Linked DNA regions of Homo sapiens: region 2 is linked to region 1. The links are chromatin loops, found by intact Hi-C in ENCODE. Cell type or tissue: CD4-positive, alpha-beta T cell. All regions are shown on one strand. Each heading gives the region's core, and the rest is flanking DNA. Links, peaks and the distances in the headings are about the cores only.

What was found. A loop is a pair of places that touch in the nucleus more often than their neighbours do. Peaks named below come from ENCODE experiments on the same cell type or tissue, not always from the same donor. Only the 100,000 strongest peaks of a DNase experiment are listed, where the experiment ranks them.
Region 2: it touches region 1 in a loop (5-fold over the local background); 4 of 110 quality-filtered maps call a loop at or near these places.

What each region holds. Positions count from the first base shown.
Region 1 is chr6:122,833,191-122,845,351 of GRCh38, forward strand. No RefSeq gene overlaps it. Among named protein-coding and RNA genes, the nearest start is that of SMPDL3A, 50 kb to the left of the region's middle. RefSeq lists enhancers at 11,368-11,960, 11,961-12,161. In CD4-positive, alpha-beta T cell, for the core only: CTCF peaks have their summits at 6,478 (motif pointing left) and 6,684; a DNase peak (open chromatin) is centred at 6,461.
Region 2 is chr6:122,377,233-122,389,393 of GRCh38, forward strand. No RefSeq gene overlaps it. Among named protein-coding and RNA genes, the nearest start is that of HSF2, 16 kb to the right of the region's middle. In CD4-positive, alpha-beta T cell, for the core only: CTCF peaks have their summits at 4,455 (motif pointing right) and 4,658; a DNase peak (open chromatin) is centred at 4,469.

The sequences.
Region 1 (12,161 bases), core at 2,100-10,099:
TGCCCCAACAGACTGGTATGAATGTTGAAAGCCTTTTCCTTCTCCGGGCAGCAGCCTCAGGGGCTTCTTTTCTTTCCTGCTTTAGGGATGCTTTGTCAGCCTGTGAATGTTGCCTCTTTGGTTGGCTTTGTGGAGACAGCTTGTGCTCAGATGTGATTTAGTTGTAAGCTGATTGCTGCTCCATATGCGAAAAGAAAGAGAGAGTGACCAGTTCTGAGGCAGCCAGTCAGTGTGCCCCAGACCATTACGTCAGTATCGCATGATGGTGAACCGCGCAGTGCCAAACAATCTCTTCTTGGTGCCCTTTCTTTCTTTTTTCTTTTCTTTTTTTTTTTGGTCTTTCAAAGAAAGGTAAGAAAGCCTGGGAAAAGAGCAAGAGATACAAGATACACTTGCCTTTCCTTGAGAATTTCTAAATGCTATTTATTATCAAATACATTTTTCTTTTAAATTGAGATTCTGTAATGGAGGAGGGGAGTAAAGAAGGATAGAATCTTGAGGAAGAAATAATTTATAGTATATTGAAACTCGGGTGCGGTATATCAGTTTTATCTGTTTTGGTACTTTATTGATTTCCCCCTGCCCCCAACTTGCTCCTAGGTTTTTGTAGTGGTTATATTAATTTTTATCTAGAAATATGTATGTACATTAACAGAGCAGTGGCAGAAAATAATACTTCTTTCAGTTGGGAGGAAGGTTAATCAACATAATTAGAATGTTTCTTCTGTTATCTTAATGTTCTGGTTATTCTCCCTCAGACTTCATTGCTTAAAAGAGACTATATGCTTTAAAACCATAGTAGGCTAGTACCCATATGTCTCATCAATATCACATATTGTTCAGGGGAGGCTTATTTGAAAGTAATGTGGCACATTGGTTTTACCAGTGTTGTTTCTGAGGACTGTACCATGGAGATTCCATATGCCTTGCGGAAGCAGTTTTAGTTGGTGTTGATAACCCATTTTCACAATAGGTTTCATGGCAATCAACAGTGTTTTGACCCTCAGTTTGAACATCTGATCAAGAAGGTTTTTAAAATAAGAGCCTCATTCTACTGAGGTCCACTAACTTCTCTGTAACATGTGAACCAAACCCTAAAAGCATTTCTTGCTGCTTATCTACAATAGAATTGCAGATTATTTGTTTGATCACATGGGGCTAACAATGGTACCCCTCCTGATACTACTTTTTTTTCACAAATTAAAGGAAAGAGGAATTTGTGTTAAAAATAAAGGAAGGAGGAATTTGTGTTAAAAATAATAAAGTATGTTTTCTTATTCTTCTGGGAAGAGAGATAACTTTCTGAGAAAATTTATTCTAGTTATGAAGCAGAGGCACCGAATCACACACTTCAAATCTTTGTCACTTTTAACAAAGCTGATTGATTATGTGAGTTTATGCCTGTCACCTTTCCTTTGGTAAAGGAAGCCTTAGCTTTGTCTTTAATGTCTGAAATGTTAACAAGAATATCTTTATGTATTATTTAATAAATTTTTTATTTGATAAGTAAAGTAGCATTGTCACTGTAAAAAAATTAGAAAATGCAGAAAACATGAAGGAGAAAAATCATTCCATTATTCTATTACATAAAGGGAACCTCTCTTATTATTAAGTGATTGATAGGCTGACAGGTTATTTGCTAAAAGGAAAGCATCCAACTATCCAAGTTAGTTCTGGCACTTTTCTTTTTTAGTACTTGTTGCAGCTGAAATGATCTAATCCAGGGGTGTTCAATCTTTTGGCTTCTCTGGGCCACCTTGGAAAAAGAAGAATTGTCTTGGGCCACACATCAAATACAGTAACACTAATGATAGCTGATAAGCTTAAAAAAATTGCAGAAGAGATCTCATAATGTTTTAACAAAGTTTATGAATTTGTGTTCAGCCACATTCAAAGCCATCCTGGGCTGCATGCAGCCCATGGGCCATGGGTTGGACAAGCTTGATCTAGTCCTTTGTGAAATTTTTATTTTTATTTTTGGCTATCTCTCCACAACAAATATATAAGCTCCATGAGGACAGGTGTTGTTTTCTATGTTGTTCACTGTCGTGTCCCCAATACTATTAAGAACAATGTCTGACACTAGAAGCCATTCAGTATTTGTTAAATATTGCATTAATGAACAAGCATGAGTTACCTTTCAAGAGTCCTTGCCCAGTTGAACCTATCCTGTCTAAGCAATTTTTTCTCTTGATACTTAAATTAGCATTACAGAAAGAATCTTTCCCTAAGCTTTACATAATGTTGCAAAATCAGAAGCTAAGACTGTTGAACACTATGGGTTTGCACGGTTAGGGCAGGTTCCTTTATGTTTGTTATTAAATGATTGTTCTATTACTGGACTTCTTGGGTTGTTCAAGCTACTTTTCTTTGGTTTTCACTGAACGGAATGGCATGGATGGATGGCCATGCCTTCCTTCAATTCCTTCTGGCCTCACTGGCCTTTTGAACCTGCCAAACTCTTGTGCAGGACCTTCGCATGAGCTGTTCCCGTGCCTAGAAATCTCTTCTATGCTCTTCAGGGGACAGTTCTTTCAACTCTGTACTTGGCTGTCAGTTTCCCAGAGCAGACCCCTGACATTGTAGAGGTGTCTGTGTACACACACTTATCACTGTCTGATATGATATCACAATTGCTTAACTATTCATACATATGACATTTGTATCTATTACCTCTGTTCCCCCATCTTGCACTAGAATGTTTTCATGAGAGCATGAAATGTTTTTTGTTTACTGCAGTATCCTATAGACAGACTAAAGTAGCCAAAGCTTTATCCAAGAAACCTTACATTTACATGATATGTGCTAAGTACTAGGAATTTTAAGATGACTATGAGACTATCCCGGAGCCTCTGCTATGAACAGGCATTGTGAGCATTGCCAAGGATACAACCTTGAAGGAAGTGAGGTGAGGCAGGGTGATGCAGATAGATAATTAGAAAAATACAAATCTATCTAGGTGGTGCAGATAGATAATTAGAAAAATACAAATCGTTAAATAATTACAGTTTTGATAAGTGCTGCAAAGGAAGTCCCAGGTACTAGAATATAGCTGGGATCTGGCTTGCATGACTTTGTTACAGTAGGTGGCTAGTCAGGCATGAATGGGGCAAGAGAGGGCTCCCCCATCACCCCATCAGAAAAGTCGGGTGACCATCAGGTGATGGTCAGACAGTTGTCACACTGCCTCTAAAATAATAATTGGTCGCAGCCAGTGCCAGGGAAAGGCAGTTTCCCTATAGACAGGAAAAAACTGAAACTGGTGATCAGCAGCTTCCTGATGAGATCTTAGGAGCTGGGCAAGTGGGCTCACACATGTGCACTAAGAGGCAAAACGGTGGAATTTAACTGGTATATGACCTTCCGCGCCCATTCCACGGCAAAAGGGAAGAATGCCTCAGGTGAGCATGCGTACAACTCCAGTAAACACACCGTGCATGCTCCCCTCCCAAGCACTAGCAGGCCACTGTGTATGTGGACAACCCACACCAAGAGAAGAATCAGGGGAGAAGGAACGCAAGACCCAGAATCACGCCAACATATAAAACCCCAAGTCGGGCCGGGTGCAGTGGCTCACGCCTGTAATCCAGGCACTTTGGCAGGCCGAGGCGGATGGATCACGAGGTTAGGAGTTCAAGACCTGCCTGGCCAACATGATGAAACCTTGTCTCTACTAAAAATACAAAAATTAGCCAGGCGTGGTGGCGGGCACCTGTAATCTCAGTTACTCAGGAGGCTGAGACAGATAATTGCTTGAACCCGGGAGGCGGAGGTTGCAGTGAGCCCAGATCGCACCACTGCACTCAAGCCTGGGTGACAGAGCAAGACTCTGTCACCAAAACAAAAACAAAAAACAAACAAAACAAAAACAAAAAAACAAAACCCAAGTCAAAAGGTCAAACCCTGCACTTGTCCTTCAAAGTCGCTTGCTTGGGCCTCTTCCAAATGTACTTTTTTTTTCTTTTGTTCCTGCTCCAAAGCTTTTTTTTTTCTTTCCTTTTCTTTCTTCCTTTCTTTCTTTTTTCTTTTTCTTTTCTTTTCTTTTCTTTTTTTTTTTAAGACAGGGTCTCACTTTGTCACCCAGGCTGGAGTGTAATAGCGTGATCTTGGCTCACTGCACCATCCACCTCCCAGGCTCAAGCAATCCTCCCACCTCAGCCTCCTAAGTAGTTTTTTAAAAAATTTTTTTGTAGAGATGAGGTTTCACTATGTTGCCCAGGCTGAGCTCAGATGATCCACCTGCCTCAGCCTCCCAAAGTGCTGAGATTACAGGCATAAGCCACTGAGCCGTGCCCCTGCTCTCAAATTTTTAAGTCAACTTTCACTCATGCTCTAAAACTTGCCTCAATCTGTTCTTCTGCATTATGCCCCTCAGTCGAATTTTTTCTTCTTTGAAGACAATAATTGAGGTGGCTGCAGACCCGTATGGACTCACTGCTTGTAACTCAGATACTCACCACTGCTAACAGTTTGATTCATTCCAGGTACCCTATCTAATATTGCTCAGAACATTAGACAGAAAGACAGAGGAGTTTACTTAGTGCTCTTCAGATGCACGGTGTGGATGCTTTCTTTCTCCATTTCTCTAGCAGCCCTGTACATTTCCAACCAGAGACACCCACACATACCTATAGAGTTAGGACAAAGACACAAGGCTCCTAGGTTGGTTTTTACTTTAAGTAAAATTCTGTGAAACAGGGATGTGAATTAAATATTCTGAAATAAGTCAAATATTTGGATTAAGAATTGCCCTAAAATAGAAATCACCAACCCCATACCAGAGATGGATTTAATTAAAGTCACTTAAATACCTGATCCTGATAAAATCATTATGATTTTCGCTGGTTGCGGGCTTCATATGCAATGGTAAAATGCAATTTGGGGAGTATTTATTTTGAGATGCCATGTTAAGTCAATGCCCAAACTAATCTCCACAAGCCCTTTGATGACACTTTAATTCAAGCCAACAAAATGGTGTGTGAATTTTATTAGGGGCAATACAATATACAAATAAATTAGTTTAAACTATAATTTTTCTCTGTCATACAAATACTTTATTGACCAGAGAGCAACTCTTTACTGCCATCCCCTGATCTGTTGTGGAAATACTGCTTCTACTGGAGAAAACTAAATTATTCTATGATAGTACTAAGAAAAGAAAATTTAGTCTTTTAATCCCATGGATAAAGTTAAATGGCTTCTTTTCTAGGATGCAATATTGCCTGGATTTCAAATTGCTGTACATTAGCTTCTCCCCAAAAGTAATAAGAAACTATAGCATTTAGTTGATGCTATCTTAGAGCCCCGGGATCTCTTAAGTGGTGCTAACTTTTCTTCTCTTTCCGGAAATATTACTCATTCTCATTAAAAAAATAGATGTGGGAATAACTAAATTGAGTCAAGCTCACTCACTGATATAGCTTTACTTCACACAAAAGGGCCTTTCTATTGAACCTGTGGGTATTTAACTGAATTCCAGTAGCTCAAATACAATTTTATGAGAAATTCGTTGCCCCTTTCTTCCAGCCTGAATATGAAATTAAAATAGGCAGGAGAAGTTGAGAGGGTGTCCTGTTTAAGCAGGGTGGTTAGACCATTTACATTCAAGTTTAATATTGATACATGAGGTTTCGATCCTATCACGATATTGTTAGCTGTTTGCTTTGTAGTTTCTGCTGTGTTTTTGCTTTCTGGGGTCTGGGGGCTTTGTACTTCAGTGTGATTTCTGTTTGTTTTAGAATCATGGAATGTTAGAACCAGAAGTAAATGAGAGTCAACAAATCAGGTGCTAGCCCTTTGTGATAGTTAATACTGAGTGTCAACTTGATTGGATTGGAGAATACAAAATATTGATTCCAGGTGTGTCTGTGAGGGTGTTGCCCAAGGAGATTGACATTTGAGTCAGTGAGCTGGGAAAGGCAGGCCCACCCTTAATCTGGGTGGGCACAATCTAATCAGCTGTCAGCATGGCTAGAATATAAGCAGACAGAAAAATGTGAAAAGAGACTAGCTTAGCCTTCCCAGCGTGTATCTTTCTCCCCTGCTGGATGCTTCCTGTCCCCGAACATTGGACTCCAAATTCTTCAGTTTTGGAACTCTGACTGGCTCTCCTTCCTCCTCAGCTTGCAGACAGCCCATTGTGGGACCTTGTGAACGTGTGAGTTAATATTTAATAAACTCCCCTTTTTATATATATATATATATATATATATATATATATATATATATATATTCCATTAGTTCTGTCCCTCTAGAGAAACTAATACGCCCTTGCTGAAACCAAGGTCCAGAGAGTGAAGTGATGTTCAAGGTCACATAGCAAAACAGAGGTTGATTCTGCTACCCCTGATATCCTCTTCCACATAGGCTCTTCATGGTCTGAGTTTGGAAAACTCATCTTGTCTGTGTGCACCTGGGTTGTGATAGCTTCCCCAGCTTTCATCAAACCCTTAATTCTGTTGTGCTGCCCCCTGGTGACAAGGATTATCTACTACAGCTACAGAATTTGGCCCAAGCATGCTCCTCCCTCTGTATTCATTCAGTTGACAAATATTTATTGAGATCTACACTATGCCAGTCACCTTCTAGACACTGGAGCTTCAGTAGTAAAAAAGCAACGCACTATCTCTGTCAAACACATTAAATAACACACAAGGCTATGGAGATGATATATCAGAGAAGGGACAGGCATAGTGGCTGGAGAATTGCAAGTTTAAATCATGTGTTCCTAGGTTGACCTCTCTGGAAATAAGACGTTTGAGACAAGATTTGAAGGAAGTGAGGGCATAAGCCGTGCTGGGGCCAGGGGAAGCATGGCCTGGGCAGCAGAAATGTGAAGATGCCAAGGATCAAGAGGGCATCTGCTGGTTCTGAGGAACGGTAAAGAGGCCATTGTGCTCTGAGCTGAGTGAGATGCAGAGAATAGAGACAAGCACAGTGCCATGCAAAGGCAGAGAAGGGAAGGACCAGTGGGGCCTGCAGGCTGGAGCAAGAGTTTGGTTTTTCTCTGGATATGGGGACTGTTGGTGCCGTGACTCGGATCGGGGGACCTCCCTTGGGAGATCAATCCCCTGTCCTCCTGTTCTTTGCTCCGTGAGAAAGATCCACCTACGACCTCAGGTCCTCAGACCGACCAGCCCAAGGAACATCTCACCAATTTTAAATCGGGTAAGTGGCCTCTTCTTACTCTTCTCCAACCTCTCTCACTGTCCCTCAACCACTTTCTCCTTTCCACTCTTCAATCTCTCCCTTCTCTTAATTTCAATTCCTTTCATTTTCTGGGAGAGACAAAGGAGACACGTTTTATCAGTGGACCCAAAACTCTGGCACTGGTCACGGACTGGGAAGGCAGCCTTCCCTTGGTGTTTAATCATTGCAGGGACGCCTCTGATTATACACCCACGTTTCAAGGGTGTCAGACCACGCAGGGACGCCTGCCTTGGTCCTTCACCCTTAGCAGCAAGTCCCGCTTTTCTGGGGAAGGGGCAAGTACCTCAACCCCTTCTCTCCTTGTCTCTACCCCTTCTCTGCTTTTCCAGGGACAGGGCAAGTACCCCAACCCCTTCTCTCCTTGTCTCTACCCCTTCTCTGTTTTTCTGGGAGAGGGGCAAGTACCCCTCAACCCCTTCTCCTTCACTCTTAGCGGCAAGTCCCGCTTTTCTAGAGGAGGGGCAAGTACCCCAACCTCATACCTCTGTGCCCCAATCCCTTATTTCTGCACCCCAACCTCTTATCTGTGTGCCCCAATCCCTTATTTCTGTGCCCCAACCCCTTATTTCTGCACCCCATCCCTTATTTCCGTGCCCCGACCTCTTATCTCTGCGCCCCAACCCATTTTCCCACTTTTCTGGAAGGTAAGAACCCCCGAACCCCTTCTCTCCATTTCTCTACTCTCTCTTTATGGGCAACCTTCTACCCTCCATTCCTCCTCCTACTCCCTTGGCCTGTGTTCTCAAAAACTTAAAACCTCTTTAACACCTGACCTAAAACCTAAATGCCTTATTTTCTTCTGCAATGCCGCTTGACCCCAATACAAACTTGACAGTAGTTCCAAATAGCCAGAAAATGGCACTTTGAATTTTTCCATCCTGCAATATCTAAATAATTCTTGTCTTAAAATAGGCAAACAGTCTGAGGTGCCTGACGTCCAGGCATTCTTTTACACATCAGTCCCTTCCTAGTCTCTGTGCCCAGTGCAACTCGTCCCAAATCTTCCTTCTTTCCCTCCCACCTGTCCCCTCAGTTCCAACCCCAAGCGTCACTGAGTCTTTCTAATCTTCCTTTTCTACAGACCCATCTGACCTCTCCCTTCCTCCCCAGGCTGCTCCTCGCCAGGCCGAGCTAGGTCCCAATTCTTCCTCAGCCTCCGCTCCTCCACCCTATAATCCTTTATCACCTCCCCTCCTCACACCTGGTCCGGCTTAGTTTCGTTCCGTGACTAGCCCTCCCCCTCCCGCCCAGCAATTTACTCTTAAAAAGGTGGCTGGAGCTAAAGGCATAGTCAAGGTTAATGCTCCTTTTTCTTTATCCCAAATCAGATAGCGTTTAGGCTCTTTTTCATCAAATATAAAAATCCAGCCCAGTTCATGGCTCGTTTGGCAGCAACCCTGAGACACTTTACAGCCCTAGACCCTAAAAGGTCAAAAGGCTGTCTTATTCTCAAAATACATTTTATTACCCAATCTGCTCCTGACATTAAAACTCCAAAAATTAAATTCCAGCCCTCAAACCCCACAACAGGATTTAATTAACCTCGCCTTCAAGGTGTACAATAATAGAAAAAAGTTGCAATTCCTTGCCTCCACTGTGAGACAAACCCCAGCCACATCTCCAGCGCACAAGAACTTCCAAATGCCTGAACGGCAGTGGCCAGGCGTTCCTCCAGAACCTCCTCCCACAGGAGCTTGCTACACATGCCGGAAATCTGGCCACTGGGCCAAGGAATGCCCGCAGCCCGGGATTCCTCCTAAGCCGCGTCCCATCTGTGTGGGACCCCACTGAAAATTGGACTGTTCAACTCACCTGGCAGCCACTCCCACAGCCCATGGAACTCTGGCCCAAGGCTCTTTGACTGACTCCTTCCCAGATCTTCTCGGCTTAGCAGCTGAAGACTGACACTGCCCGATCTCCTCGGAAGCCCCCTAGACCATCACGGACACCGAGCTTCGGGTAACTCTCACAGTGGAAGGTAAGCCCGTCCCCTTCTTAATCAATACGGAGGCTACCCACTGCACATTACCTTTTTTTCAAGGGCCTGTTTCCCTTGCCTCCATAACTGTTGTGGGTATTGATGGCCAGGCTTCTAAACCTCTTAAAACTCCCCAACTCTGGTGCCAACTTAGACAATACTCTTTTAAGCACTCCTTTTTAGTTATCCCCACCTGCCCAGTTCCCTTATTAGGCTGAGACACTTTAATTATCTGCTTCCCTGACTATTCCTGGACTACAGCTATATCTCATTGCCGCCCTTCTTCCCAATCCAAAGCCTCCTTTGCATCCTCCTCTTGTATCCCCCCAACCTTAACCCACAAGTATAAGATACCTCTACTCCCTCTTAGGCAACCGATCATGCACCCCTTACCATCTCATTAAAACCTAATCACCTTTACCCTACTCAACGCCAATATTCCATCCCGCAGCACACTTTAAAAAGATTAAAGCCTGTTATCACTCGCCTGCTACAGCATGGCCTTTTAAAGCCTATAAACTCTCCTTACAATTCCCCCATTTTACCTGTCCTAAAACCAGACAAGCCTTACAAGTTAGTTCAGGATCTGCACCTTATCAACCAAATTGTTTTGCCTATCCACCCGGTGGTGCCAAACCCATACACTCTCCTATCCTCAATACCTGCCTCTACAACCCATTATTCTGTTCTAGATCTCAAACATGCTTTCTTTACTATTCCTTTGCACCCTCAATCCCAGCCTCTCTTCGCTTTCACTTGGACTGACCCTGACACCCATTAAGCTCAGCAAATTACCTAGGCTGTACTGCCGCAAAGCTTCACAGACAGCCCCCATTACTTCAATCAAGCCCAAATTTCTTCCTCATCTGTTACCTATCTCGGCATAATTCTCATAAAAACACACGTGCTCTTCCTGCCAATCGTGTCCGACTGATCTCTCAAACCCCAGCACCTTCTACAAAACAACAACTTCTTTCCTTCCTAGGCATGGTTAGCACGGTCAGAATTCTTACACAAGAGCCAGGACCACACCCTGTAGCCTTTCTGTCCAAACAACTTGACCTTACTGTTTTAGCCTAGCCCTCACGTCTGCATGCAGCAGCTGCCGCTGCTTTAATACTTTTAGAGGCCCTCAAAATCACAAACTATGCTCAACTCACTCTCTACAGTTCTCATAACTTCCAAAATCTATTTTCTTCCTCATACCTGACGCATATACTTTCTGCTCCCCGGCTCCTTCAGCTGTAGTCACTCTTTAAGTCCCACAATTACCATTGTTCCTGGCCTGGACTTCAATCTGGCCTCCCATGTTATTCCTGATACCACACCTGACCCCCATGACTGTATCTCTCTGATCCACCTGATATTCACCCCATTTCCCCATATTTCCTTCTTTCCTGTTCCTCACCCTGATCACGCTTGATTTATTGATGGCGGTTCCACCAGGCCTAATCGCCACACACCAGCAAAGGCAGGTTATGCTATAGTACAAGCCACTAGCCCGCCTCTTAGAACCTCTCATTTCCTTTCCATCGTGGAAATCTATCCTCAAGGAAATAACTTCTCAGTGTTCCATCTGCTATTCTACTGCTCCTCAGGGATTATTCAGGTCCCCTCCCTTCCCTACACATCAAGCTCGAGGATTTGCCCCACCCAGGACTGGCAAATTAGCTTTACTCAACATGCCCTGAGTCGGATAACTAAAATACCTCTTAGTCTAGGTAGATACTTTCACTGGATAGGTAGAGGCCTTTCCTACAGGGTCTGAGAAGGCCACCGCAGTCATTTCTTCCGTTCTGTCAGACATAATTCCTCAGTTTAGCCTTCCCACCTCAATACAGTCTGATAACAGATGAGCCTTTATTAGTCAAATCAGCCAAGCAGTTTTTCAGGCTCTTAGTATTCAGTGAAACCTTTATATCCCTTACGGTCCTCCGTCTTCAAGAAAAGTAGAATGGACTAAAGGTCTTTTAAAAACACACCTCACCAAGCTCAGCCACCGAAAAGGACTGGACAATACTTTTACCACTTTCCCTTCTCAGAATTCAGGCCTGTCCTCGGAATGCTACAGGGTACAGCCCATTTAAGCTCCTGTATAGACGCTCCTTTTTATTAGGCCCCAGTCTCATTCCAGACACCAGACCAACTTAGACTGTGCCCCCCAAAAAACTTGTCATCCCTACTATCTTCTGTCTAGTCATACTCCTATTCACCGTTCTCAACTACTCATACATGCCCTGCTCTTGTTTACACTGCCGGTTTACACTGTTTTTCCAAGCCATCACAGCTGATATCTCCTGGTGCTATCCCCAAACTGCCACTCCTAACTCTTGAAGTAAATAAATAATCTTTGCTGGCAGGACTATGCTGAATCTCCTTAGGCACTCTCTAATCAGATATCCTGAGTCGTCCCAATTCTTAGAACTTTTATACCTGTTTTTCTCCTTCTGTTATTCCATTTAGTTTCTCAATTCATCCAAAACCGTGTCCAGGCCATCACCAATCATTCTATACGACAAACTTTTCTTCTAACATCCCCACAATATCACCCCTTACCACAAGACCTCCCTTCAGCTTAATCTCTCCCACTCTAGGTTCCCACGCCGCCCCAATCCCGCTTGAAGCAGCCCTGAGAAACATCGCCCATTCTCTCTCCGTACCACCCCCCAAAAATTTTCGCTGCCCCAACACTTCAACACTATTTTGTTTTATTTTTCTTATTAATATAAGAGGGCAGGAATGTCAGGCCTCTGAGCCCAAGCCAAGCCATCGCATCCCCTGTGACTTGCACGTATAAGCCCAGATGGCCTGAAGTAACTGAAGAATCACAAAAGAAGTGAATATGCCCTGCCCCACCTTAACTGATGACATTCCACCACAAAAGAAGTGTAAATGGCCGGTCCTTGCCTTAAGTGATGACATTACCTTGTGAAAGTCCTTTTCCTGGCTCATCCTGGCTCAAAAACACCCCCAC
Region 2 (12,161 bases), core at 935-8,934, 460 kb before region 1:
TTTTTATTATTCTTTAAGTTTTAGGGTACATGTGCACAACGTGCAGGTTAGTTACGTATGTATACACGTGCCATGTTGGTGTGCTGCACCCATTAACTCATCATTTAACATTAGGTATATCTCCTAATGCTCTCCCTCCCCCCTCCCCCCACCCCACAACAGGCCCCAGTGTGTGATGTTCCCCTTCCTGTGTCCATGTGTTTTCATTGTTCAACTCCCACCAATGAGTGAGAACATGCGGTGTTTGGTTTTTTGTCCTTGAGATAGTTTGCTGAGAATGATGGTTTCCAGCTTCATCCATGTGCCTACAAAGGACATGAACTCATCCTTTTTTATGGCTGCATAGTATTCCACAGTGTATATGTGCCACATTTTCTTAATCCAGTCTATCATTGTTGGACATTTGGGTTGGTTCCAAGTCCTTGCTATTGTGAATAGTGCCGCAATAAACATACGTGTGCATGTGTCTTTATAGCAGCATGATTTATAATCCTTTGGGCATATACCCAGTAATGGTATTGCTGGGTCAAATGGTATTTCTAGTTCTAGATCCCTGAGGAATCGCCACACTGACTTCCACAATGGTTGAACTAGTTTACAGTCCCACCAACAGTGTAAAAGTATTCCTATTTCTCCACATCCTCTCCAGCACCTGTTGTTTCCTGACTTTTTAATGATTGCCATTCTAACTGGTGTGAGATGGTATCTCATTGTGGTTTTGATTTGCATTTCTCTGATGGCCAGTGATGATGAGCATTTTTTCATGTGTCTCTTGGCTGCATAAATGTCTTCTTTTGAGAAGTGTCTGTTCATATCCTTTGTCCACTTTTTGATGGGGTTGTTTGTTTTTTTCTTGTAAATTTGTTTGAGTTCATTGTAGATTCTGGATATTAGCCCTTTGTCAGATGAGTAGATTGCAAAAATTTTCTCCCATTCTGTAGGTTACCTGTTCACTCTGATGGTAGTTTCTTTTGCTGTGCAGAAGCTCTTTAGTTTAATGAGATCCCATTTGTTAATTCTGGCTTTTGTTGCCATTGCTTTTGGTGTTTCAGACATGAAGTCCTTGCCCATGCCTGTGTCCCGAATGGTATTGCCTAGGTTTTCTTCTAGGGTTTTTATGGTTTTAGATCTAATATTTAAGTCTTTAATCCATCTTGAATTAATTTTTGTATAAGGTGTAAGGAAGGGATCCAGTTTCAGGTTTCTACGTATGGTTAGCCAATTTTCCCAGCACCATTTATTAAATAGGGAATCGTTTCCCCATTTCTTGTTTTTGTCAGGTTTGTCAAAGATCAGATAGTTGTAATGTGTGGTATTATTTCTGAGGGCTCTGTTCTGCTCCATTGGTCTATATCTCTGTTCTGGTACCAGTACCATGCTGTTTTGCTTACTGTAGCCTTGTAGTATAATTTGAAGTCAGTAGCACGATGCCTCCAGCTTTGTTCTTTTGGCTTAGGATTGTCTTGGCAATGAAGGCTCTTTTTTGGTTCCATATGAACTTTAAAGTAGTTTTTTCCAATTCTGTGAAGAAAGTCATTCGTAGCTTGATGGGGATGGCATTGAATCTATGAATTACCTTGGGCAGTGTGGCCATTTTCATGATATTGATTCTTCCTACCCATGAGCATGGAATGTTCTTCCATTTGTTTGTATCCTCTTTTATTTCATTGAGCAGTAGTTTGTAGTTCTCCTTGAAGAGGTCCTTCACATCCCTTGCAAGTTGGATTCCTAGGTATTTTATTCTCTTTGAAGCAATTGTGAATGGGAGTTCACTCATGATTTGGCTCTCTGTTTGTCTGTTATTGGTGTATAAGAATGCTTGTGATTTTTGTACTTTGATTTTGTATCCTGAGACTTTGCTGAAGTTGCCTATCAGCTTAAGGAGATTTTGGGCTGAGACAATGGGGTTTTCTAGATATACAATGATGTCATCTGCAAACAGGGACAATTTGACTTCCTCTTTTCCTAATTAAATACCCTTTATTTCCTTCTCCTGCCTGATTGCCCTGGCCAGAACTTCCAACACTATGTTGAATAGGAGTGGTGAGAGAGGGCATCCCTGTCTTGTACCAGTTTTCAGAGGGAATGCTTCCAGCTTTTGCCCATTCAGTATGATATTGGCTGTGGGTTTGTCATAGATAGCTCTTATTATTTTGAGATACATTCCATCAATACTTAATTTATTGAGAGTTTTTAGCATGAAGCATTGTTGAATTTTGCCAAAGGCCTTTTCTGCATCTATTGAGATAATCATGTGGTTTTTGTTGTTGGTTCTGTTTATATGCTGGATTATGTTTATTGATTTGCATATGTTGAACCAGCCTTGCATCCCAGGGATGAAGCCCACTTGATCATGGTGGATAAGCTTTTTGATGTGCTGCTGGATTCGGTTTGCCAGTATTTTGTTGAGGATTCTTGCATCGATGTTCATCAAGGATATTTGTCTGAAATTCTCTTTTTTTGTTGTGTCTCTGCCAGGCTTTGGTATCAGGATGATGCTGGCCTCATAAAATGAGTTAGGGAGGATTCCCTCTTTTTCTATTGATTGGAATAGTTTCAGAAGGAATGGTACGAGGTCCTCCTTGCACCTCTGGTAGAATTCGGTTGTGAATCCATCTGGTCCTGGACATTTTTTGGTTGGTAAGCTATTAATTATTGCCTCAATTTCAGAGCCTGTTATTGGTCTATTCAAAGATTCAACTTCTTCCTGGTTTAATCTTGCGATGGCGTATGTGTTGAGGAATTTATCCATTTCTTCTAGATTTTCTAGTTTATTTGCATAGAGGTTTTTATAGTATTCTCTGATGGTAGTTTGTATTTCTGTGGGATCGGTGGTGATATCCCCTTTATCATTTTTTATTGCGTCTACTTGATTGTTCTCTCTTTTCTTCTTTATTAGTCTTGCTAGTGGTCTATCAATTTTGTTGATCTTTTCCAAAAACCATCTCCTGGATTCATTGATTTTTTGAAGGGTTTTTTTCTATTTCCTTCAGGTCTGCTCTGAGCTTCATTATTTCTTGCCTTCTGCTAGCTTTTGAATGTGTTTGCTCTTGCTTCTCTAGTTCTTTTAATTGTGATGTTAGGATGTCAATTTTAGATCTTTCCTGCTTTCTCTTGTGGGCATTTAGTGCTATAAATTTCCCTCTACACATTGCTTTGAATGTGTCCCAGAGATTCTGGTATGTTGCGTCTTTGTTCTCATTGGTTTCAAAGAACATCTTTATTTCTGCCTTCATTTCGTTATGTACACAGTAGTAATTCAGGAGCAGGTTGTTCAGTTTCCATGTAGTTGAGCGGTTTTGAGTGAGTTTCTTAATCCTGAGTTCTAGTTTGATTGCACTGTGGTCTGAGAGACAGTTTGTTATAATTTCTGCTCTTTTACATTTGCTGAGGAGTGCTTTACTTCCAACTATGTGGTCAATTTTGGAATAGGTGCAGTGTGGTGCTGAAAAGAATGTATATTCTGTTGATTTGGGGTGGAGAGTTCTGTAGATGTCTATTAGGTCCGCTTGGTGCAGAGCCGAGTTCAATTCCTGGATATCCTTGTTAACTTTCTGTCTCGTTGATCTGTCTAATGTTGACAGTGGGGTGTTAAAGTCTCCCATTATTATTGTGTGGGAGTCTAAGTCTCTTTGTAGGTCTCTAAGGACTTGCTTTATGAATCTGGGTGCTCCTGTATTGGGTGCATATATATTTAGGATAGTTAGCTCTTCTTGTTCAATTGATCCCTTTACCATTATGTAATGGCCTTCTTTGTCTCCTTTGATCTTTGTTGGTTTAAAGTCTGTTTTATCAGAGACTAGGATTGCAATCCCTGCCTTTTTTTATTTTCCATTTGCTTGGTAGATCTTCCTCCATCCATTTATTTTGAGCCTATGTGTGTCTCTGCACATGAGATGGGTTTCCTAAATACAGCACACTGATGGGTCTTGACCCTTTTTCCAACTTGCCAGTCTGTGTCTTTTAATTGGAGCATTGAGCCCATTTACATTTAAGGTTAATATTGTTATGTGTGAACTTGATCCTGTCATTACGATGTTAGCTGGTTATTTTGCTCGTTAGTTGATGCAGTTTTTTCCTAGCCTCCACTGTCTTAATGAATCATTGAAAGAACTCAGAGAAATCATGTGCATTTGACATCATCCAGGTAATTTTTTAAATTATACTTGCCAAGAGAAGCACTAACTGTAAATTCATATTTTATCAATAATTAAAATAAAATGGATATTAACTAAGGGGGAAAATCTGATCCTAGGGAATACAACTCTCTAAAGTACATTCAGTGATGTGGTTTTGCTGAGAATGAACAATTCTCCTGTTGGGGGAGTGAAACTTAAGAAATTAATCATATTTATATCATTTTGGGGCCACCGAAAATGGGATTCAGGTTTCTTTAGCAGATTTCTCTTTCTGCCTGCATTTACAGGTCGCCATAGTAACAGAGAGTGAACAGCAGAGGGAGCTGAAGATGCAAGCCAGCCGGTGAACATCTGTAAGACCAGTATTTCACAGCAGGCTTGGAGTTAGCGGCATTCATGTGCAAAACTCCGCATCCTGAGGCTGTGCAAAGCATACTGATTGAAATAATTAGGAGATTTACTTATTCTCAAAAGAATTATAAAAACATAAAGGTATCTTTAATAGAATCCGTTCTTGACAAATATTAATTTGGGGGTCAATGTGATTAGGAAAAGATTTTAATTTAACAAGTTCAGGAGTACATGTGCAGGTTTGTTACATAGGTAAACTCATGCCAAGGGGGGTTTGTTTTACAGACTATTTCATCACCCATGTATTAAGCCTTGTATCCATTATTTATTTCTTCTGATCCTCTCTCTCCTCCCACTCTCCATCCTCCAGTAGCCCCAGTGTCTGTTGTTCTCCTCTATGTGTCTGTGTGTTCTCAACATTTAGCTCTCACTTGTAAATGAGAACATGTGATATTTGGTTTTCTATTCCCGCATTAGTTTGCTAAAGATAATGGCCTTCAGCTTCATTCATGTTTCGCATGTGGTGTAGCACATTTTCTTTATCCGGTCTACCATTGATGGTCACCTAGATTGATTCCATGTCTTTGCTATTGTGAATAGTGCAGCAATGAACATACACATGCATGCGTCTTTATGATAGAACGGTTTATACTCCTTTAAGTAAATATCCAGTAATGGGATTGCTGAGTCTAATGGTAGTTCCGTTTTTAGGTCTTCGAGGAATCATCACACTGTTTTCCACGATGGTTGAACTAATTTACACTCTCACCAACAATTTATAAGCGCTCCTTTTTCTCTGCAACCTTGCCAGCACCTGTTATTTTTCTGACTTTTTAATAATAGTCATTGTGACTGGTGTGAGATGATCAATGTGGTTTTGAATTGCATTTCTCTAATAATCGGTGATATTCAGCTTTTATTCATATGCTTGTTGGCCACAATTTCTTTGAAAAGTGTTCGCTCATGTCCTTGGCCCACTTTTTAATGGGTTTGTTTGGGTCTTGTAAATTTGTTTAAGTTCCTTATAGATGCTATAAATTAGACCTTTGTCAGATGCATAGTTTGCAAATATTTTCTCCCATTCTGTAGGTTGTCTGTTTATTCTGTTGATAGTTTCTTTTGCTGTGCAGAAGCTCTTTAGTTTAATTAGATCCCATTTGTCAATTTTGGCTTTTTATGCAATTGCTTTTGGTTTCTTTGTCCTAAGATCTTTTCTCATTCCTATGTCCAGGTTGGTATTGCCTAGGTTATCTTCCAGAGTTTTTTATAGTTTGGTGTTTTACATTTAAGTCTGTAATCCATCTTGAGTGGATTTTGTATATGGTGTAACGAAGGGGTCCAGTTTCAATCTTCTGCATATGGCCAGTCAGTTATCCTAGCACCATTTACTGAATAGGGGAGTCCTTTCCTTATTGATTGTTTTTATCAGCTTTGTTGAAGATCAGTTTGTTGTAGATGTATATGACCTTATTTCTGAGCTCTCTATTCTGTTCCATTGGTCTATGTGTCTGTTTTGGTTACTGTAGTCCTGTAGTATAGTTTGAGGCCCTGTGGTGTGATGTCTCCAGATTTGTTCTTTTTGCTTAGGATTGCCTTGGCTATTAGTGCTTGTTTATGAATTTTTAAATATTTTTTTCTAGTTCTGTGAAGAATGATATTGTAGTTTGATAGCAATAGCAATGAATCTATAAATTGCTTTGGGCAGTATGGCCATTTTAATTATGTTGATTCTTACTATCCACGAGCATGGAATATTTTTCCAATTGCTTGTGTCATCTCTGATGTCTTTGAGCAGTGTTTTGTAATTTTTATTGTAGAGGTCTTTCACCCCCCGTTAGCTGTATTCATAGCTATTTTATTTTTGTGTCAATTGTGAAGTGGATTGCCTTCTGATATGGCTCTTGGCTTGACTATTTTTGGTGTATAGGAATGTTGGTGATTTTTGTATGTTGATTTTGTATCCTGAGACTTTGCTGAAGTTGTTTATCAGCTTAAGGAGCTATTGGGCTGAGACTATGAGGTTTTCTAGATATAGATTTATGTCATCTGTAGACAGAGATAGTTTGACTTCCTCTCTTCCTATTTGTACGCCCTTTATTTATTTATCTTTCCTGATTGCTCTGACCAGGACTTCCAATAATATGGTGAATAGGAGTAGTGAGACAGAGTATCATTGTGCCAGTTTTCAAGGATAATGCTTCCAGCTTTTGCCCATTCAGTATGATGTTGGCTGAGGGTTTGTCATAGACAGCTCAAAAAGATTTTTTAATGCATTTATCTTTAAAATGTCTTGGAAATGCCATCCTCAAATATTTCAGCATCTCCAGATTCCTGTTATGAGTAATACCAATCAGTGCAAAGAGGGTAGAAGAGTAAGCCAGAACAAAACACTCTTATTATTTTTACTAAGAAGAACTTGTTTAGGGTGGCCCAGTTACAAACCTGTTGACACACAGCATTCTTTTCATTTCTATTTGCTACTCTCTTCTCAACTGTTCCATGTTTTTCACTTCCTTTCTCTGTGTTGCCTTTCTCTTATATTTCATTTGCTTGTCACTTTTCTTTCATTTCCACAACTCCTTTTTTCCAAGAGTTTCCTATTTGTTCTTGGCTATTTCTATTTTATCATTTGTTCCAGTCACATTTTATTTCAACCCATTTATTATTGCCCTTCCATTTATTTTTATTTTTAATAATTTTCCCTCTTTTTCTCATTATCTTTTTTCCATCTATGGGTTCTTCTTCTTTTATAATCTATTAACTTTAAAAAATTTCTTTTTTGCCAGGCACGGTGGCTCATGCCTCTAATTCCAGCAGTTTGTGAGGCCAAGGCAGGAGGATCACTTAAGCTCAGGAGTTCAAGACAAACCTAGGCTACATAGCAAGACCCATGTCTCTATAAAAAATACAAAAATTAGCCAAATGTGGTAGCACATGCCTGTGGTCCCAGCTACTTGAGATACTGAGGAGGGAGGATTGCTTGAACCAGGAGTTCAAGGCCGCCGTGAACTATGATTGTGCCACTGCACTCCAGCCAGGGCAACAGAGTGAGACCCTGTCTCAAAAATAATAATAATAATGTCCTTTTCTCTTTTTCTTTTCACATTTATTGAGAAAGCTACCTCTTCTCCACTTTTGCAAAGTGGGAACAATATCTTGGCTGTATTCATTCATTTACTTATTTCATAAATACTTAACGAATGCCTACAGTATATAAGACATACCAGGTATCATGGTTGGGAAGTAGCAATAAGGAATGAATGGGGAACATAAAAATGAAAAAGACATAAATCCTTTCCTCTGTTGCTCATAAGAAATAAACACAAGGCCAGGCGTGGTGGCTCACACCTGTAATCTCAGTGCTTTGGGAGACCGAGGAGGGTAAATCACGAGGTCAGGAGTTCGAGACCAGTCGGGCCAACATGGCGAAACCCCATCTCTACTAAAAATACAAAAATTAGCCAGGCATGGGGGCGTGCACCTGTAGTCCTAGCTACTCAGGAAGCTGAGGCAGGAGAATCGCTTGAACCCGGGAGGCGGAGATTGTAGTGAGCCGAGATAATGCCACTGCACTCCAGCTTGGGAGACAGAGTGAGACTTCGTCTCAAAAAAATAAATAAATAATAATTTAAAAAACACAAAATAACTACAAGGCAGTTTAATATCAGTATCATAAGAAAAATGCAATATTTTTCTCCTGGACAGGGCATTAACATAGAAACTGTGAGGGCTCTTGAGGGACACATAAGATATCCATAAAGGTAAGTTAGGAGAGCAAGATGGCTAATAACACTGAGGCAGAAAGAAGGAATAGCTTAATTGTACTGAAGTAAGGGGTAGATGTGGAAGAATAGCTGGAAATTCTGTACATTATTTGTCTTACAGTAAGGATGGTTTCTCTGCAATATTCATAATAGAATCTGCCTTTTGGTAAACCTTTTCAATCCTTCTATAGACTTGGTGGGAAAGATTGAAAATCACAATTACTAATCAGTACTTTTTCTTGGTTTATTTCTTCCTTTTAAATGGGAGTAAAATAGTATCTAATTCCTGGGGGGTTGTTCAGAACTAAATTAGTTAATAAATGTAAAGTAGTTATAACTGTTCTTGCAATGTATTAAGGAGTGTAAAGCCGTTTCTTATGCTGTTGTTGTGCTGAGGGTTAATTGGGGCCAATTCAAATGCTCCATATTCATTCCATGAAGATTTTCTAATCTCTTCAACCCACTCTGATCTTTAACTTTGCTGTACACCTAGTCAGTGTTACCTGGTTAATACTTAGTTATTTGCTAATGATTTTGTGTATTTTCATTTTGTGTTTTCGTTAGATCATAAATTCCTCTTGGCAGGGACCACAAATATTGTACAATTGTCAGTGTAACTAGTATGACCGAAGACACCTAATAGACACTCAAAAAATGTAGCTAAACTAATCAATAGCTTTCATATCTTAGAAGTGCAGGAGTAAATAGTATGAAATGTAAGGCTGCACATTCATTAATGGGAAATAAAAATTATAAATAACCTCAAAAGACATCTAAGAAGAACTGCTCAAATGAAGAGTATTTTAGCATTCAGTTATTCAACAGTATCAGGGAACATCTGTTAGACACCTACTATTATGTGTGTATTTGTCCATAATAAATTCATTATTTAAATATGAGGTTTTGTAAATGAGTGAGGCTCAGAGAGGTCCACAGTCACACTATCATTAATAATGACAAAGCTTGCCAGGCATGGTGATTCATGCCTGTAATCCCAGTGCTTTGGGAGGTTAAGACCAGAAGATTGCTTGATCCCAGGAGTTCAACACCAGCCTCGGCAACATAGTGAGACCCCATCTCTACATAAATACAAAAATTAGCTGGGCATGGTGGTACACACCTATAGTCCTAGCTATTCAGGAGGCTGAGGGTAGAAGATCACTTAAATCCAGGAGTTGAGGCTACTGTGAGGTATGATCATTCACTGCACTCCAGCCAGTGTGAAAAAGGGAGATCTTGTCTCAATAATAATAATAATGGCAAAGCTATGTCTGCCAAACTTCTAATAGGTGCTCTTTCTTCTGTAATACCTTCCATTGATATAAGTAAATTTGAGAAATAATTTCCATTTGGGGACTGAATAGACATTTTATATAATTAGCACAATTATAGAGACATAAAGTGAAAATAAGAAAAATCAAAATGTTTATTTCCAGAATCAGCTAAAGAAACAGAGCAGGAGTTATGAAATGTCAAAAACTGATTGATTTAAAAGGCTGAAATTCTGCAAATGTATTTTGAATTCCCAAAATACATTAATATTAACATTTTCCAGTAGTGAAACAAATGCTTTTTTACAGTTAGTATGGAAAATCTTGGACAAGTATTTATTATTGAGAGAATCAAATTTCATAACAGCAATCAAATCCTTTGATTTTTATTTCATGTTTTTAAGAATCAGCCTACACCCTTTCTTGAACCCCAAGAAGTGGGCCATTTCTTTGCTAACTTGGAGTAGAGTAGAGCTAATGCATCATTAAATAAAGCTTGTCTCTATGCCAAGTCCTTTACTCAGCTCTGGTTATTAACTTAGTTGATAGCATTGCATAAAGATGCTCTCCTCTTATTTATTCATTTATTCATTTTTCAATAAATATTTAATGAACACTCATAATGTGCCAGGCACACTTCTTGGAATACATCCATGGAAAAAAATGAAGATCCCTGGCCTTGTGGAAAAACTAAAAAGAAATTGGGGTTGTATAGGGGAGAGTAATCAAGAAGGTTACAATTTTAAACAGGCTGGTCAGGACAGGCCTCATAGAAAATATGACGTTTGAGCAAAATCTTAGAAGCCAGGAGGAGAATATCTAGAGGAAAGAGCATTCCAGGCAGAGAAAGCTGTTAGTGCAAAGACCCTAAGACAAAGTGCTCCCAACATGTTTGAAGAATAAGGACTCCAATACATCTGTAAAGAGGTAAGAGCATTAAGAGAAGAAATATGTGATCAGTCTTCCCCCAATCCCCACAACCCAGGTGCAGAGGTTTTACCAGAGGCCGGGGTTGGGTGAAGACAAATCACACAGGTGCTTGTAGGCATTGAAAAGACTTTGACTTTAATTGGAGTGGAGAGATGGAAATGGAGAGCCTTTGCAAAGTTTTGAGCAGAGGAGTGACACGTGCAGTTGAAAATAAATAGCACATATTGGTGATGTGAATAACTCTTGGTAAAGTTCTGAACAAAACAAAACTGAATCTTCCCTTTTCTAGAAATTGGATCCCTAGAAAATTAAGTGCTGTATATGATAAAATCTTAAAAAAATACATAAATAAATAGTAAAAATCCATCCAATTACTTGTTCAAGGATAATTTAAAAGCATTAGGCTAGCCAAGGGAAAATGTCATTTGATGACACTTAAAATATACAGTCAATTTTTGCATTCTTAGGTATCAAGTATTGCATATTTATTAAACTTTTTATACTCAATGACAAATTTCACAATGATTATCTTAATTTTAATATGGAGAAATAATTCTCATTTCACCTAGGCTTAAAATAATGCCTTAATGTCTCATAATTAACTTTTTTGGTTATAAAAATAAAAAATATTAATAGCCATTAAAATGTGTTCATGAGTTTATCCAGCCACTATAAATCAGCAAGGTTAGTAAAATGTTTTTATCAAAGTTGTTTAATATCCAGAGTAGTTGGACTTTTTGGTTGTCACAAGGTTTTGGTATAGTTGAAAGTCCTCCTATAGAGAGTACATTAGCAGTCTCAGTTGCTAAAACAATGGAAAATTATTTTCTCACTGTTCTGGAGGCTAGAAGTCCAAGATCAAAGTGTTGGCAGATCTAGTTTCTTCTAAGACCTTTCTTCTTGGCTTGCCGATGGATTCCTTTTCCCTGTGTTCTCACATAATTACCCCTCAGTCTGTAGGTCTGTGTATTGTCTGCATTTGAATCTCCCCTTCTTATAAGGACACCAGTAATACTAGATCAGGCCTACCTGCATGGACTCATTTTATATCAATTATATCCATAAAGGCCCTATCTCAAAAAACAGTCACATTCTGAGGTACTGGGGGATTCAAATTTCAACAAATAAAGCTTGAGGGGACACAAGTCAGCCCATAACACATAGTATAAAGACCCAAATGATTTATCTGATGGAAACAAGACTCAGGATCAAAGCACACAATGACCTCACTAAGCACCAAAGCAGGAGAACCAAAACATGTTTTTGTTCAATTATGTTCATTTGTTTGTTTATTGCAGATTTTTATATCTTAAAAACATTAAAATAGTTACCATAAAAAAGCAGAACTTTATTACACATTCTAATTCTTATTAGAATAGAGTCTTGTTAACTGGTGACTATAGGTCTTAGCCAGCCTGTGGAAGATCCTGAGTAAGGGCTAAGGGAGCAGCCCAGCCAAGTAGGTGGGTATGGGCGGCAGGGCTCTGCCTCTCATATGGGAATTGGAGTGCAGCCTAGTTATAGGCTAAAGAGAGTCAAATTGGAAGCCTGCCACTTTGAACAGGGGATGTCAAGCACTCACTCTGGGAACATCAGATACAAGAGACTTGGGATACCAGATTTGGTTTGGATTCTTCTAGGGTCATCATACGGCAAATCATAAAGTGATAGAAAGGCATAGGCTTCAAAGTGGAAAAGTCTGAATC